2 separate regions of the Homo sapiens genome follow, and region 1 is linked to region 2. A link is a loop called in an ENCODE intact Hi-C map of the cell type or tissue named here. Cell type or tissue: OCI-LY7. All regions are shown on one strand.

What was found. Peaks named below come from ENCODE experiments on the same cell type or tissue, not always from the same donor. Only the 100,000 strongest peaks of a DNase experiment are listed, where the experiment ranks them.
Region 1: it touches region 2 in a loop (5-fold over the local background); 3 of 110 quality-filtered maps call a loop at or near these places.

Annotation. Positions count from the first base shown.
Region 1 is chr6:159,149,851-159,153,850 of GRCh38, reverse strand. No RefSeq gene overlaps it. Among named protein-coding and RNA genes, the nearest start is that of FNDC1, 18 kb to the left of the region's middle. In OCI-LY7, CTCF peaks have their summits at 2,193 and 2,396 (motif pointing right); a DNase peak (open chromatin) is centred at 2,390.
Region 2 is chr6:159,006,588-159,010,587 of GRCh38, reverse strand. All of the region lies in intron 1 of TAGAP-AS1 (TAGAP antisense RNA 1), which reads right to left. Among named protein-coding and RNA genes, the nearest start is that of RSPH3, 8.4 kb to the right of the region's middle. RefSeq lists an enhancer at 1,192-1,481. In OCI-LY7, CTCF peaks have their summits at 1,611 and 1,812 (motif pointing left); a DNase peak (open chromatin) is centred at 1,817; H3K4me3 peaks cover 512 bases; H3K27ac peaks cover 633 bases.

The DNA.
Region 1 (4,000 bases), 140 kb before region 2:
AGTGAGACTCCATCTTAAAAAAAGGAAAAAGAAAAAGAAAAGAAGATTGCTATGAATTATCATACTTATTTTGTCTACCTATCATAATTACCTCATCTGCTTATCAAATGTTATGTTAATAAATTTGAAAATTCATATAAAATAAATAAATTCCTGGAAAATTATAACCTACAAAATTTGACTTTAAAACAATGGGAATGACCAATCGGTCCTGCAATTATTAAAGAAATGTAATTAGTAGTTTAAAATCTTCCTATAAAGAAAATAGAAGGCCCAGAAAACTTTATGGACAAATTCTAAAAACCTTTCAATAAAAATTGTTCCAATCATCTGGAAAGATTAGAACATTTCATTTAGAAAAACTAAACAATCCCCTTGTAGCATTCTTGTGAGGTTAATATAGCCTTGATGCCAAAACCAGACAAAGATGATATGATGAAGGAAAATTACAGACGATTAACTGATAAACATTGATACAACAATTCTAAACAGCATTAACAACCAAATGCAGCCAAGTCTAATCTTGTCCAAATTTGCTCTATCCCAGGAATTCAGAAGAGGTTTAATATTAGAATAAATGTAATTTACCACATTTAATAGAATGATAGAGAATAACCATACGGTCTTCTCATTTGACGCACAAAAACTATTTGATAAAATTCAACATCTTAAAAAAAATTCTTAAACTGAAAACACAAGAGAGATTTCATAAACTGATGAATAGCATCCACAAAGAACCAAGGGCAAACATCACTCTTAATTGTGAAATATGAGAAGCATGGATGTCCACTATCCTGAGGTCTATTCCACACTGGAGGCCTTGGCAAGGAGCTTTTATCTATTTCAGGCCTTTGGCAGTTTCTCCTTCTGTCCGTTGCATTGCTTGGCACATGAAAGACAATCTTTTCCACGTATCTTAGTAACAAAACAACACAACTTTATTTACTTAAGTAATCTTCCTTTCTGAGATCCTATAAAACATCCTGTAACCATATGGGGGTTATTGATTTAATTTTGCTTCATATATTTATTGACATTACATTACCATTATTTATTGGCTGTCAAAGATTTTCAGCAACACTCCTATGCAAAACCTTGAAAAGTCCTCGTTTCAATACTATGAATCTCTCTCCTCTGGACAATTTCCATTTTCTTTTAATCTCAACCAAGGTAGGTGAAGTGAGGAGACAAAAATCAAATGTGTAAATGTTTTCCTTTATTCATTTTACAGGAAATGTTTCAAGAAGTTGGGTGTGGGCATGGCTTCATCTCTTCACACTGTCTCCAGTACACACAGTTGTTGGTGATTGTGTACTCGCTGTGGTTCATCTTTACTTATGTTCATCTTTGCTTTATTTAGATTTTCCAAAAATCACCTAGACACTTTTTTCCACACAGGCAAGGAGCCCTCTGTGCACACAGGACATTACTTTAGTGATGTTACTTGCCCAGTTAGAGAATCTGAGTTCTTTTTCACATGCCTTCAATTCAAATCACAAATTATGCTACTTTTACAGATGGTTTACCTAAGAATAAAGTAATTGGCAAACATGATGTTAATTAAAGGAGCTTTTTGTATCATGCCTGTCCATTCTTTTGCTGGTATTTGCTGGTGATGTCATTATTTACAGTTGCTAAGGTGATCATGTAAGAATGCTTGGTTTTGGAATACTTAGTGTCCAAGTTTGTGGCTCACATCCTTACGAATCACTTCACTTATAAATGAAATTAATTTGACACTAGATCATTTTATCAGTTATGCCTCTGGCAAGTTAATATAAACCAGTTGTTTTTTTGGCAATAATAAATAATTTATTTGTTGGCCAACCCACTACAGCAAGCAGCATTTCTCTCACTTGGAAGTAAGCAACATCACTCTATCGGGAAATTGAAGTGGTATTGTATTAGGAAGATTGAATAGAGGAGACTCTCTGTTCATAACACAACAGAACTATTTAAAACAAATCAAAATAAAAATGAAGCCCAGACGCTTCCAATTGTGGGTAGAAATACAAATGCTACCTCCGATTGGAAGACAATTAGAGGTATTTGTCAAAATACTAAACGAACATATCCTTTAGATCATTGGCAAACAATAGAGACACACTCCGGCTAAATGAAGTAAAAAACAAACAAAAAACTCAGGATATTTGAAAAATATGGAAGAGCTCCCTGGATTAAAGAAAAGGCTGAATAACAAGGTCTCCAGAAAAACAAGATCAGAAAAGCTCTAGGGCAGAAACAGTTGCCAATTTCTCTAAGGCACCTCTTTCTGGACAAATCATTTCCAATAATTTTCCATTTTTGTGTTTCTTAAAAATTCAAGTTCCCAGGAGGAAGCATCTGATTGGGTTAGTTTGGGTGGCATGACCTCCCTTCTCCACAAGAGGGCGGCGTACAGAGTTTTCTGGACGCCGGACAAGCACAAACCACATGGATTTGTGTCAACAGAAAAGCAGAAGACAAAAATTAGAGATATTTTCTTATTACATCTCCATTTCCCCCAAAAGAAAATGGAGGTGTTATTATCAGAAAGAGAGAGAATGGAAGACAGGCAGATAAAAACAACACTTGCTCAATCTTCTTTGCAATATAGCAGTTCCACTCCAGTGACTTTTCAGACCGCTGGTAGAAGTCCAACTTGCTACCTCAGATATAAAGAACATGTTCATTTAATATTTTGACAAATCCTTCTAATTAGAGAACAATTAGAGGGATTGGGGACATTCAGAACCAACACTGGTTTCATCACGTGTTTTATGATCCCACCCCCTCTGCACCTGTCCTGGGCTGCTTGAAACACCTATTCACCCTTAAAGACTCAGCCCAAGGTTTACCCGCTTTGAGAAACCTTTATATCACTGGCAAACAATAGAGACACACTCTGGCTAAATTAAGTAAAAAACAGAAAACACGCAGTGTTCAAAGAATATGGCTGTCACACAGATGATGGATAGTATTTTTGCAATATTACTTTTAATAATAAAAGTAAAAAGAATACAGAGTCACATCAATAAAGCAGTAGTTAAGTAAAGTATTGTCCATCCAGACTGTAGAATTCTGAGAGCCACTAAAGTCAATGGACTGAAGTTACACGGATGCAGGAAGCTCTCGAATGCATATCAGCAGGTGGATAAAGGAAGTTTCAGAAGAGCTTGTGAAGCCTAAACATGTTTCTGTAGAACTATAAAGGATACACATTGAACAGGAAAACTCATGAGATCTAATAAGGAAACTTCCTTATTTTTATCTTTCACTGTTTCTTTAAAATATGTACAGTGGGAGTGGGAAAAGTTCTTCCCGACTCAGGGAGGAAACTCAGGCAGTGTCACGACTCCTGTGAATTTGTGAGTAATAAATAAATTCTAAGGTTGCTCTAAGTTAGAAACACTGTGTCAATTCCGTGACTAAAAATGTCAAATCCTATGTAATAGGCTGGGCGCAGTGTCTCATGCCTGTAATCCCAGCACTTTGGGAGGCCGAGGTGGGCGGATCACCAGGTCAGGAGTTCCAGACCAGCCTGGCCAACATGGCGAAACCCCATCTCTACTAAGAATACAAAAATTAGCTGGGTGCGGTGGTGCATGCCTGTAATCCCAGCTACTCAAGAGGCTGAAGCAGGAGAATTGCTTGAACCCGGGAGGTGGAGGTTGCAGTGAGCTGAGATCACGCCACTGCACTCCAGCCTGGGCGACAGAGTGAGACTCTGTCTCAAAAAAAAAAAAAGTCGTATGTAATAGTAAAAATTCCAAAGGATTTAAAATTGGATATTCTGCCACCGCCCAGCTGGAGCCCGCTGTACCTGGAAGACTGCAGAGTGCGAAGCCTTCTCTTCTTTCCTTTGATTTTTCCAGACCCTTCCAGAGTCAAGGTAGGAAAAGGAGTAGGAAGAACAGGAACAGGAATGTTCTTGCCCAGCTGGAAATGTTTTAGGCTTGCTTCACTCTCATGCGTGCCTCTGTGAGTTTCTAGAGGCCTCTCTGGGAAATATTCCACAGGG
Region 2 (4,000 bases):
CTCCTGAGTAGCTAGGACTACAGGCACCCGCCACCATGCCTGGCTAATTTTTAAACTATTTAAAACTGGAAAAAAAATTAAAATAGAAAAATTAGCTGGGCATAGTGGCAACTACCTGTAGTATCAGCTATTCTGGAGGCTGAGGCCAGTGGATGGCTTGATCCCAGGAGGTTAAGACTGCAGTGAGTCATGATTTTGCATCACTACACTCCAGCCTGGGTGACAGAGTGAGACCCTGTCAGGAAGGGAAGGGAAGAAGAAGGGAAGGGAAGGGAAAAAGAAAGAGAGAGAAAAGAAAGAAAGAAAAGAAAGAAAGAGAGAGCGAGAGGGAGGGAAGGAAGGAAGGAAGGAGGGAAGGAAGGAAGGAAGGAAGGAGGGAAGGAAGGAAGGAAGGAAGGAAGGAAGGAAGGAAGGAAGGCAGGCAGGCAGGCAGGCAGGCAGGCGGGCGGGCGGACGGGCAGGCAGGCAAAGACATGCAGACTCAAGGATATTAAACTGTTTCAGAGCATGTGAGTTTTATTTTTCAAAACTGGAAGGTCAGCATTAACTGACAATGGCACTCATAAATTCAAAATTCTTATTCTCTTCATCAAAATCAAGGTAATTCTACGTCTACTTCTCCAGCCCCAGCTTCTCACCTTCTCAAGCTATAGGATGTTGTCATGCAGGTGCCCTACAATCACAATATCAAAATGTTCCCCCACAAGGTAGGGGAGGTAAGTTTGGGCCAAAGAGAATAAAGGCACCAGACAGAAGCAAAGGGGAATGAAGGGTACACATGCTGCCGTCATTCCAATCTCTGATTCCAGCAATGCCTAAAGCCCACCCACAATGCTGCCATCCCTGAAGGCACAGGAACCACCCCATAAACTTCAAAACATGCCCTTCTGCCAAGCAAATTCAAATTGGATTTCTCCCTTATGCAACCGGGGGTTCTCACTAATACAACTGCTTTACATAATACCTATATTGCTGTAAAGTTCGGTATAAATAATTTTTATAAAATTTTTTAAATCTTATATTTACATAGCACTTCATAATTTTCTAAATTGTTACACACATTATCTCTTTTGGTATGCAAAAATAATTGCTTGAGATGGCCAGAACAGCATTTACTATCTATCGTTTTAAAATAACAACAACAAAATAAGACAAAGAATAATTTAAATTTTGCATGAGGTCACATAGCTAGTGAGAACAAAACAGGAGATGAACTCGAAGCTTCTGACTCCAAATCCAATACTCTACACCCAGAACTCTGGTCTTCTGATTGCTAGCCCAGTGCTCCACGCACCACTTGACGGCCATGCACATTTGTTAAACATACTAGAGACTGTCTTTTGAAAGGAAACCTCTCCACCATGTAAGTAACTGCCTTCTAGTTAGCTACTTTGTTTCGCTTTTGTTTTTGTTTTTGTTTTGAGACTGGGTCTCTTTCTGTCTGTCACCCAGGCTGGAGTGCAATGGCGCAATCTTAGCTCACTGCAACCTCTGCCTCCTGGGTTCAAGGAATTCTACCGCCTCAGCCTCCCGAATAGCTGGGATTACAGGTGCCTGCCACCATGTCTGTCTAATTTTTGTACTTTTGTAGAGATGGTGTTTCACCATGTTGGCCAGGCTGGTCTTGAACTCCTGACCTCAGGTGATCTGCCTGCCTCAGCCTCCCAAAGTGCTAGGATTACAGGCATAAGTCACCGCGCCGGGCCAAGTTGGCCTACTTTGTAAATATGATTTTTAAAAATAATATTTCCCTAATACAAGGTATACCTGGGCTGCAATTATTTCGCTTACTAGAAGCTAATGAAGAATTAGTGACACCTTGTGGCAAAAGCTTATTAATTCATGTTCTACTGCTACCCATTTGCAGAGATGTCCAAAGGCTTCGTGCACTTCACTAAGAAGACAAGAGCAAAACTTTTGGAAAGAATAACCTAGGGTTGCAACTCTGCCTCTGTAACTAGATTCTCTCTTCAATCACTCTACATGGGCTTCAGTCCCCTCCTCTTCACAGAATCTGTGTGACTGTCAAGTTTACAGATGACTTCCAGGTTGGCAAACTCAATGATTACTTCTCAAGTCTCACCTTTCTCAACCTCTCAGTGGTATCTGACCAGGTTGAACACACTGTTCCTAAAACCCTTGGATTTGGCAAAATCAGTTTCCCTTCTCCTTTAAAATGTTTTAAAGCCATCTAAGTGCTCATGAGTACCAAATTTATATCTCTAGTTCCACTGAACTTCAGATTCGCATCTCTAACCTGCCAATGTGACGTATGTATTTGGATGTCCAATAGCATCTGTCCAAAACAAAACTCTTGGTCTCCTACTCTTTCCAACAATTGACTGCATCGCATAAATAACATGATCATCCTGTCAGTTTAGTAAAGCCAAAATCTTAGCAGTCATTCTGTAGTCCTCCACTACTTACTATTAGTAAGTGGCAGTGAGGAGTAGAGGAATAAAGGGACTTAGTTCGTTCTCTGAAAGCTCCCAAATGTACCTCTTCTCTCCATTTTCCCTACTATCACCCTAATTCAAGCCAGAGCCTCTCATTAACCTACTCAGCACCTTCCTAACTAGCAACTTAATCTTCACCTCTTACAATCCATTCTTCACATAGCAATCAGTGATCTTTTTAAAATATAACTCAGATGATATCCTTTCTTAAAACCCTTGAATGGCTCCCCATAATCCCAACTCCTCCTCCATTCTACAAAGCCCTCCAATTTGCCCCCAGCTTCCTCAAAATGCTCTAAAAGCTCACGTCTAACCACTCTTCCCCGTCATTCCATGTTCTAGCCACACTGGCCTTCCTTTTGCTCCTTAAACATACAAGCTTGTTCCTTCCTTAGGAACAGTGCACTAGCCACCGCCCTCTGTCTGGGCGGCTCCCCCAGAACTTCATGTGGTTCGCTGCTTCTTATGTCACAAGGTCTCTAGTTAGATGTTACCTTCTCAGGCCTTTTCTGCTACTTAACTGAAGGCAGCTACTCATGCCCCCCAACACCACCACAAAGTTTTTGTTTTGTTTTCACCAAAGCTTTTATCATTTCATGAAATTTTCTTTTTTTCTTTTTTGATTTATTTGCCTATTATCTACTTCCCTACAGTAGGACAAAAGCTTCATCTATCCGAAGCTCTTATAATACTGCTCAGTACAGGGAAGGTGCTTAGTGTCTGTCAAATAATGAACTATATTAAGTTCTCCCTTGCATTCTCTTACTGATGTGGTTTGGATCTGTGTCCCCACCCAAATCTCATGCCAAAGTATAATTCCCAATGTTGGATGTGGGCCTGGTGGGAGGTGATTGGATCATGGAGGTGTTTTTCATGAATGGTTTACTGCCATCTACTTGATACTGTCCTCAGGATAGTGAATGAGTTCTTGCGAGATCTGGGTTTTTAATTTTGTTTTGTTTTGTTTTCTTTGAAGCAGAGCCTCACTCTGTCGCCCAGGCTGGAGTGCAGTGGTATGATCTCGGTTCACTGCAACCTCTGCCTCCCAGGTTCAAGTGATTCTCCTGCTTCAGCCTCCCAAATACCTGGGATTACAGGCACACACCACCATGCCCGGCTAATTTTTGTATTTTTAGTAGAGACAGGGTTTCACCATGTTGGCCAGGCTGGTTTCGAACTCCTGACCTCAGGGGATCTTCCCGCCTCGGCCTCCCAAAGTGCTGGGATTACAGGTGTGAGCCACTGCGCCCGGCCAAGATCTGATTGTTCAAAGGCATGGAGCACCTCCCCTTCTCCCTCTTGCTCCTGCTCCTGCCATGTAAGACACCTCACTTCTCCTTTGCCTTCCACTATGACTGGGAGCTTCCTGAGGCCTCTCCAGAAACAGATGCCGCCACACTTGCTGTACAGCCCGCAGAACCATAAGCCAATTAAACAGCTTTTCTTTATAAATTACTCAGCCTCTGGTATTTCTTTATAGCAATGTGATAACAGACTAATACATTTACCTACACTTAAAAACATTTCTGAAACCATAGCCTTTC